2 separate regions of the Homo sapiens genome follow, and region 2 is linked to region 1. Evidence: chromatin contacts called from ENCODE Hi-C data. All regions are on one chromosome and are shown on one strand. Each heading gives the region's core, a stretch centred on a gene start or an enhancer-like site at or near the end of the contact. The rest is flanking DNA. Distances are from core to core; before and after follow the strand shown. Region 1 overlaps FIRRE (firre intergenic repeating RNA element). Region 2 holds the start of PABIR3 (PABIR family member 3).

Evidence for each region. Hi-C counts contacts between places; a loop is a spot of excess contacts on that map. Pooled maps may share reads with other maps.
Region 2: a map of naive thymus-derived CD4-positive, alpha-beta T cell shows a loop between it and region 1 (8-fold over the local background). The contact joins the promoter of PABIR3 here to the enhancer-like site in region 1. A Hi-C loop is called at or near these places in 2 of 168 maps with a recorded cell type or tissue (GM12878 and naive thymus-derived CD4-positive, alpha-beta T cell) and 6 of 50 pooled maps.

The regions. Positions count from the first base shown.
Region 1 is chrX:131,811,864-131,816,360 of GRCh38, reverse strand. All of the region lies in intron 2 of FIRRE (firre intergenic repeating RNA element), which reads left to right. Among named protein-coding and RNA genes, the nearest start is that of FIRRE, 17 kb to the left of the region's middle. RefSeq lists an enhancer at 3,031-3,300. Within about 2 kb of position 3,085, at least 17 of the 41 ENCODE cell types and tissues checked have a DNase peak (open chromatin) inside an H3K27ac peak, as active enhancers do; they include GM12878, where a contact is called at or near this core.
Region 2 is chrX:134,804,152-134,808,528 of GRCh38, reverse strand. It overlaps PABIR3 (PABIR family member 3), which reads right to left and starts at 1,292. Exons shown (of 11, transcript NM_001388447.1): 1 at 1,188-1,292; 2 at 821-989. The coding sequence starts at 930. RefSeq lists enhancers at 1-390, 776-935.

The DNA.
Region 1 (4,497 bases), core at 1,836-4,335:
TCTTGGAGACATGTGGTAAAGCATCCCTTAATGATCCCAGATGTCTTGTGAAGGTGAGAGGTCATTGCTGATCTCCTGATCTCACTTAAAACAGCCGAAAGAGAAGGCCTGAACTAGATGGGTTAGCGTGCCTGCCTTGGAGCTGCATTTTGACTAGGTCGTATGTTTGAAGTAGGGTAGACAAATGTGTTGAGACAGAACTGTGGATGGCACTAGCAGTGGCCTCAGCTCAGGAATTCCTCAGGCTCAAGAATGTTGTGCTCACCTCACCTGGCTATACTTAATAGAGGCTAACAGGCCTGATTGCCGATGGAAACAATTTCATTGTTTCAGGCATAATAAAAATAACAGCAAAAACAGGAAACTACAAGCAATTGTTTGTCAGTATTTACTGCCCTTCAACCATTGACATCCATTACAGATCATTAGCTATTCCAAGATGAAAAGTTAAAGAGAAACAATTCAGCAAGGAAAGAGAAAAGGAACCAGGCACAAACTTCGCAGAAGAAAAAGGCCATGGAACAACAAAGTCCATTGGCAGAGGTTCTCAAATTCACCAATACTCAAGTAAATTACAGTATGACAAAGTCTCAACCATTCCCCACCTCTTCAAAATATCCCTAAGTAAGTTACTGAACATGAAACCACTGATAACACCTAGTTTGTGTGAACATTTGTAGAATTGGACAAGTTCCCGTGAGGTGGGAAGCATTGTCAATTGGTTTAACTATTTGGTGGGCAATATGTGTGCATCACTTAACCTTTCACATGAGCACACTCTTTGTCCAGAGTCAAGGTCACATTCCCATAGGAGACAGGAGTGCAGAGATGAGTAGGTTCATTCAGCTTTCCTCTGCAATGTCAGAGAGTGGGGAGGAGCAAAGGGCCTATTCTCTAGTAGATTGACTCCACATGTTTCAGCTATACCAGGTAGTCCTCTTAAGTCCTTGAAAAGACTGAATTCCATTCTCAGTGTCCACATCAGTAAAGATATTCCACCTCTTTGATTAGGGGTTAAAGCAAATTATTGACTCTTTGGGATCAAACCATCCTAGTTTACTAATACAAGAAAACAAGCCAAGTGCGGTGGCTCACACCTGTAATCCCAGCACTTTGGGAGGCTGAGGCAGGCAGATCACGAGTTCAGGAGACCGAGACTATCCTGGCTAACATGGTGAAACCCCGTCTCTACTAAAAATACAAAAAATTAGCTGTGCATGGTGGCGGGTGCCTGTAGTCCCAGCTACTCGGGAGGCTGAGGCAGAAGAATGGCGTGAACCTGGAAGGCGGAGCTTGCAGTGAGTCGAGATCCCGCCGCTGCACTCCAGCCTGGGCGACAAAGCAAGACTCCGTCTCAAAAAAAAAAAAAAAAAAAAAGAGAAAACAAAGGAAAAAATAAAGTCTATCTCTCTCTACTTATTCCATGTATGACTACTGTAAGTTGAGTGCATATATATGAATTCTAAAGAATGAATTTGCAGTCTTCTAACGAAGATACTCATTGTGTCTACCTTCCTGGAGTAATTATTTTAAGGCCATGCCCTCAAGTATTAACGTTATACATGTCTCCACGTTTGAAATAGTAACAAGCAAAGTTTACATTGGAAATCAAGAAACAAAGGTATACCTTTCAGGTTTTAAAATAGCCTTCAGTGTAAGAATCAGTTTCTCTGAAAATTATACATTGCTCTGTTTACATATGGAAATTTTAAAAAATCACTTTTTATGGTGAAGAAAACAAAAATCTTTGGGCAAATTTATAAGTAACACAAAATCCAACCATCCGAAGGATATTTAATGACCCATGCGGTGGCCTTATAATAAAAGGGAAAAGGAAAAGGAAAAATTTCAAAACCCAAGGAGATCTGCAAACTATGGGGAAGCCTAAAGTCATACCAACAAACCCATGAGTGTCACACATACACGTACTCATGCAAATATTCAAATGGAATAGATTTAGAAGAGAGCAGAAGAAAGAATATCAAAATACTCATGCTTGTTTTCATGGACTGCTCAGCATTTTCTCTAAAGGATCATGTACAGAGATCATCCCTGGTACGAAAGAGTGGTACTAAAGAGGCAAGTTTTCTGGGGGTCCTGATGTACTCAACTCCCTGAAGGATATCTTGTCAGGCCTACAAGGAATCTTCATCAGAAAAAGGCTAAGGAGCAGGCACAGAGAACAATACTTGCTAATCTTAATGAACAGTTAGATCCTGAGCCTTAAAAGCCTCATCTTCCTTAGAAGAAAGCTAAAGAAACCATTTCTGTCCCATTAAGAGAGATGAAATGAGAGCAGATCCCTCCACGTGGGTATGCCTTCACAATGGACCCTAGAAAAAAATGCTGCAAAGCCACTACAGCTGTTAACTCCTGGGCTCAGAGAATACCTCCAGGCCTTCTGGTTGTGTATATCTGCACTCTTATTGATGTTCTGGAATTTATTGACTTGGCACAGTGACACATGCTCCTTTTCCTCAGATCCTTCTTGCTCTAGGCAACAGAGGCACCAGACTTTTGGTGTCCCTGAGACCTCCAGCTGCTGTTAGATGCCACCTCGAATGAGATTCATTTCCCCCTCCTCACATTCTAACGTTGCTAACATTGGGGCCCATACCCCAAAGTACAGGGATATCTTGTGCCAGCCCAAATGTCTCATGGTCTAAGGGGCAGGGTCAGGAGACCAATGCCCAGAAGCTGTGTGTAGACTGTAGTTTTTCCATAGTCCTGCCCACAGTGAGAGGAAACCAAAGCCCTGCATCAGTCCTGGTACCTTACTTAGCAGCTTCTTCACTGAGATTTTGCCTTTGTCCAGACTGAACTCCTGGAAAGCCTAAGAGTTGAAGTTGAGAAGGCCCATCTTGGGGTCAGGCCCTGTTGAACCTTTGAATTTGCTACATCTTTCTTAACTGCTAGATAGGAGGGAAGTTCAAACCCGAAGCTTTTGCTTTTGTCAAACTACTTCCTCGCGATGGCAGTATGGGCCCAGAAAAGCCAACTAACCCTGCCCCCAGGCCTTCTTCTCCCTCCCATTCCATCTGAAAAAAACCACCACTAACAGGCAAAGCCACCAGGAAATATGGCTACCTTGTGTCTTGCCCAGTTTGAAGAAACTTGCTCACACCGCTGCGCTTTTGCTTTTGCTTTCCATATACAATCAAACTGAAGCCTAAAACCACCCACTCTCATTAGGCATCTTTTCTTTTCAGTAATTCAGTTTCCTCTACTACAGCTTCATAGATCTCCTCATCGGTCACCATTAGATATGCAGGATTTTCCCCATTTTCAAGTTTTCTGATACAAGGTTCAAGTCCCAAGGAGTCCGTGCATGAGGAAAAGATATTGCTGGAACTCCAAAGCTTGTATGAGGCTTGGCTATCTGTCTCCATCAGACGTTGTGGTCTTTGACCTGGCTCATTTCCCAGGCTCTTATGGCGTACTCCATTTTCTGGCTCACATATTTTAGAAAGTAACCAAAATGGCATCCTTCTTTTTAAATGTCTTTCCAGATGGAGAACTCACTAATAAATATTTCAGTTGCTCAAACTTGATGTTCAAAATAAATACTCATATTTAGCTATTATCATTTAAAGACATCAGAGTTAAGCTGTTCCATAGGTTTTGAACTAATATGTTAAAACATTATCAACTTTATCGTATGACCTTTTCTTACACTTTTATATTTTTATGCCTCATATATTCATGTTTTAATTTTCACATACACGATGCTTTGAATGAATAAAGAAACAACACATTTTAAATAATTAATTGGGCAGTTAGGTAGAGAATGTACATTGTGTATCCTCCTTAGATAATTGTATAATTTATTGTCCAAGTTGGACAACTGTGTGAACCGTGACTTCCTAAGGCACACTGAAAGGAATGTTCACCCTATTTATCATTCCACAGTCTTGAGACAAACACTGATCACATCTTTATGCTTTATTTACCTAAATATATTGATAATTTTTTTTTTTTGAGATGGAGTTTCGCTCTTGTTGCCCAGGCTGGAGTGCAATGGCACAATCTCAGCTCACCGCAACCTCCGCCTCCCAGGTTCAAGCGATTCTCCTGCCTCAGCCTCCCTAGTAGCTGGGATTACAGGCATGTGCCACCACACTCGGCTAATTTCGTATTTTTTTTTAGTAGAGATGGGGTTTCCCCATGTTGGTCAGGCTGGTCTCAAACTCCCGACCTTAGATGATCTGCCCGTCTCGGCCTCCCAAAGTGCTGGGATTACAGGCATGAGCCACCGTGCCCGGCCTTTTTTTTCTATTTTTGAGACAGAGCCTTGCTCTGCCACCCAGGCTAGAGAGCAGTGACGCAATTTCGGCTCACTGCAACCTCTTGCTTCCTGGGTTCAAGTGATTCTCCTGCCTCAGCCTCCCAAGTAGCTGGGATTACAGGCGTGTGCCACCGTGACCAGCTAATTTTTATATTTTTAGTAGAGACGGAGTTTCGCCATGCTGGCCAGGCTGATCTCGAACTCCTGACCTC
Region 2 (4,377 bases), core at 43-2,542, 3.0 Mb before region 1:
GGCGCCTGTAGTCCCAGCTACTTGGGAGGCTGAGTCAGGAGAATGGCGTGAACCCGGGAGGTGGAGCTTGCAGTGAGCCGAGATCACGCCACTGCACTCCAGCCTGGGCGACAGAGTGAGACTCCGTCTCAAAAATAAATAAACAAATAAATAAAAAATAAAAATACAAAAAATTACCAGGTGTGGTGGTGGGCGCCTGTAATCCTAGCTACTAGGGAGGCTGAGGCATGAGAATTGCTTGAAGCCAGGAGGCGGAGGTTACAGTAAGCTGAGATCGTGCCAATGCACTCCAGCCTGGGCGACAGAGCAAGACTCCGTCTCAAAAAAAGACAAAAAAAAAAATGTAAAAAAGTCCAAAGCTTATTTGCTTGACAACCATTTCCATTCAAGCGGCTGGAGGTGAAGGTCAGAGGTGACAAAGCAGCTGAAATGACAAATATTACAGTCATGGCAGAAGATCTGGAGGTGAGTGGGGGAGGATACTAAGTTTCTTCAAAGGAGTGGGTAAGAAATGGGTTGAAGTTAGAAAAAAGCCGTGCTCCACACCAACTGGCTGCTACTTTCGGGTCCGAGTGGACTATCAGGGGAGGATGTTCAGATTCAGATGTTTGTCAACCTCAGGGTGGGTGCGCGCTCCCCCTCAGGTCAGCCCGTCCCACTACCCCCACCCAAGGTTGAGGGTGGGATCTCCGGACACCAGGAACAAGGGAGTTACCTGCAGAACCTCAACAAATAAAGGGACGGGAATTCTATAGGAAATCACTTTCCCGAACACCTCCTCCCCACCGCTTGCCTCCTCCAGTATCTCAACCCGGCTCACCCAAGTCCATTGATCAAAGGGGCACTGTTGACTCTTCTCAGAATGTTGCCGTCTGCGGTAGTGGAACTCGGCAGCGACTTGAAACCTAGTTTCATTTTCTCCTGTGCCATGTCCGGGTCGAGGAATAAGTTCTCAAGGCTTTCCGGCTCCCGTCCACACAAGGACAAGTCTACTTAGTGGGCAGGTGATGTAAGGAGAGAGGCAAAGGGGAAAAAGAGAAGAGAGGAGAAAGCTCTTAGGCGAGTAGGGGTGCCCACCTTTGCAGCCCTAGCAGCCCTAACATCAGTGAACACAAAGTTAGGCAGAACTGGCTCCGAACCGCCTATCTCCCATGATCGGGGCCTCTAACGATGAGAAGATCCCCCACCTCCAAGTCTATAATGTAACTGGGGAATTTAATCTGTCACCGCCGCGAATCCTTCTCCATCTCTCTCAGCCCTGGCAACTCATGGTAAGCCTTTCCGGCCAAAACAAAAACTACAATCTGCCGCCTTTGACAATCAGTTGGGTCCCGCCCCTCAGAGCCTGCGATAAGCTATCAGCCGGACGACGCCTGTTGTGATGCAGGCAATGACGTCACTTCAGGCGCCTTAGTCAGCTTTGCCAGGGGCGCACGCGCAGTTAAGAAACCGCTTTATCCCCATGTCCTGCCCTCCTTCCTCTTTCCCCAATGCCCACTTACCGTGGTTGTGCCTCTACTCTTTTACTAACCCTGGCATGGTTTCCTTAAGCATTATTTAGAAATGAAAGCGTTGGGAGGAGTGAGGTCCTTCCTGCCCTATGCCTAATTCTCATTTTTCTTATCCCTTTATGACTGAGGCCAACAAGCTTCTAACCTCCTATGATGCATTTTTCCATCCTGTAACAGCAGACACACTACACCTTTGTAATTTTAGAAAAGCAAAAGTCTGAAAAAAAAAAAAAAAAAAAGATACTGCTACCTAAGTGCTTAGAGGCCACTTGGTCCCAAAGGGTCTTGCTAAGGTGCTAACCTAACTGAGCTCATTTGGCAAACGAATTACTGTTTTCAGTGTGGTTTCTTTCTTTCTTTTTTAAACCATAATCGTACAGTTTTTTGTTTTTTTTTTTTTGAGATGGAATTTCGCTCTTGTTGCTCAGGCTGGAGTGCAGTGGCCGCGATCTCGGCTCACTGCAACCTCCACCTCCCAGGTTCAAGCGATTCTCCTGCCTCAGCCTCCCGAGTAGCTGGGATTACAGGTGCTCGCCACCACGCCTGGTTAATTTTTGTATTTTAGTAGAGACGGGGTTTCACCATGTTGGCCAGGCTGGTCTCGAACTCCTGGACCTCAGGTGATCCGCCCGCCTCGTCCTCCCAAAGTGCTGGGATTACAGGCGTGAGCCACCGCGCCTGCCTCAGTGTGTATTTTTACATTATATATAATCTGGCTCCTCACAGCTATTCATATAAAAAATAAAGACCTCAGCTAATTTACAAAGATTTGAGTTAAAGCAGTGAGGCTTTTTTAAAAACAAATATCTCAGAATTTAGTATCAATGCAAATCAGTGTTTTCATTTCAGGTAGTATTAGAAGCTACATACATTCTAAGAATGCTGCCATGGCTCATATCGTTTTAAGAACTACTCTTTTAGAAATTTTCACCATCACTTAATGAGCCACACTGAGTACTGAAATCTTAACTCCATGCTAATAATTTTGTAAAACCACACATTTTAGTAACCATATAGAGAACTGGCAGACAAGGCAAATAAACCTAGTGAAATGGGAGTTATTAATTAAAATAGTCATAACACTGGTATAGCACTTTACGGATAACATTTTTTTTTTTTTGAGACGGAGTTTCGCTCTTGTTGCCCAGGCTGGAGTGCAATGGCGCAATCTTGGCTCACCACAACCTCCACCTCCCTGGTTCAAGCGATTCTCCTGACTCAGCCTCCAGAGTAGCTGGGATTACAGGCATGTGCCACCACTCCCAGCTAATTTTGTATTTTTAGTAGAGATGGGGTTTCTCCATGTTGGTCAGGCTGGTCTCGAACTCCCGACCTCAGGTGATCCACCCGCCTCGGCCTCCCAAAGTGCTGGGATTACAGGTATGAGCCTCCACGCCTGGCCTACAAAATGTTTTCACATACTTATCTGGATTGGTTCAATCATCAACCCTGCTCAGCTACCCAGTGGTGAACTTAAAATAATGGGACAGTCTTGAGATAGTTCGTGACAAGTTATGACATGTAAGGTAATAAATATGTATTCTTTGTTCATTCTGGGAATAGAATAAGACAAACTTGAGTATATTAGGCAGAATTAGATTACTTAAATCCCAGACATGAGGATGATGTGGAGTCTCCATTCCTTATATAAGACAGATTAGTAATAGCTACCGTTTGTTGGGCACTTACTATGTGCCAGGTACTGTCCTAATCACTTTAAATAGGTGATTGCATTTAAAGTTTACAATAATTCTTTGAGGTAGGCACCATCACAATGCCCATTTTTCACAGGAGGAAACCAAAGCCCAGAGGGGTTTACTCAAGTTGCAACTACTAAGTGGCAAAGCCAAGATTCCTCTGCCCTTCTGTTTAAGTAAAAAAAAAAATGAGATGCCTCAGAATATCTCCTTGAATTTCTGTACTCATAAGCACTTGATAAATACTTCTGAAATTATTTTATGAATAAATGCAGGTTTAAATAGCCTATCTTTCATAGTTATCTTGTAAAGTAGGTAAATCATTTCTATTTTACAGTTGGATAAAATTCCAAAGAGATTAATGGCACATAATTAGATAGCAGGAGAATTCAGGCTAGTATCAAGATGTCCTAAAAGCCACTGTTAAAATTCCCAGGGTACCTGAACGTTTATAAAAGATGGTGGTTAAAGCTGAGTAAATTCAGGATGAATGCAGAAGGCAGTGATTAAAGACAGAACAGAGTCAAAAAACAAATTGTCTGAATAACAGAAAAATATGAAGCAGGCCAGTGAACAAGGGAATCTTACCTCCATTGTGTTCATTTTAATTTTCAACTTTTGCTAGTATTCTTGGCAGGTAGTAAGGTTTCATACGTATATTTTGAATAAATAGACAAAATTTCATCCTGCCTAAGCATTACAAGTATCTAATTTTTAAATAAGTACAACAACACTAAGAAAATAGGTATAATAAAATGACAAGGGAAGAGTGACTAAGGGACTATGTTTCTAAGAAAAGGAGTAATATGAAATAACTAAATATATGAGATGGTAATAAGTTTACAGCTATTATCAAAGAGAAGGAGCTCTCTTTTACAAAAGAACAGCTACATGTCAGGAACCCCAAACCTGTAAAGATATAAATAGGACTCATAGTACATACACAAATTGGAATATCAAAAGGAACAAGTAATACAAAAACAGCAAGAATTCTATATGCTACAATGGCAAACACAACATTAAAGAAATTGTTTTTACTTCTCCCCATTTCTACGCACACATTATTATACCAACCTAGCTGTGTTTCTTGATCAGTCCTTCCAGTTCCAGGGAAATATGCCATGATCTTGGGACACTGCTTTTGTTAGATCTAGACTTGACAATTAGGC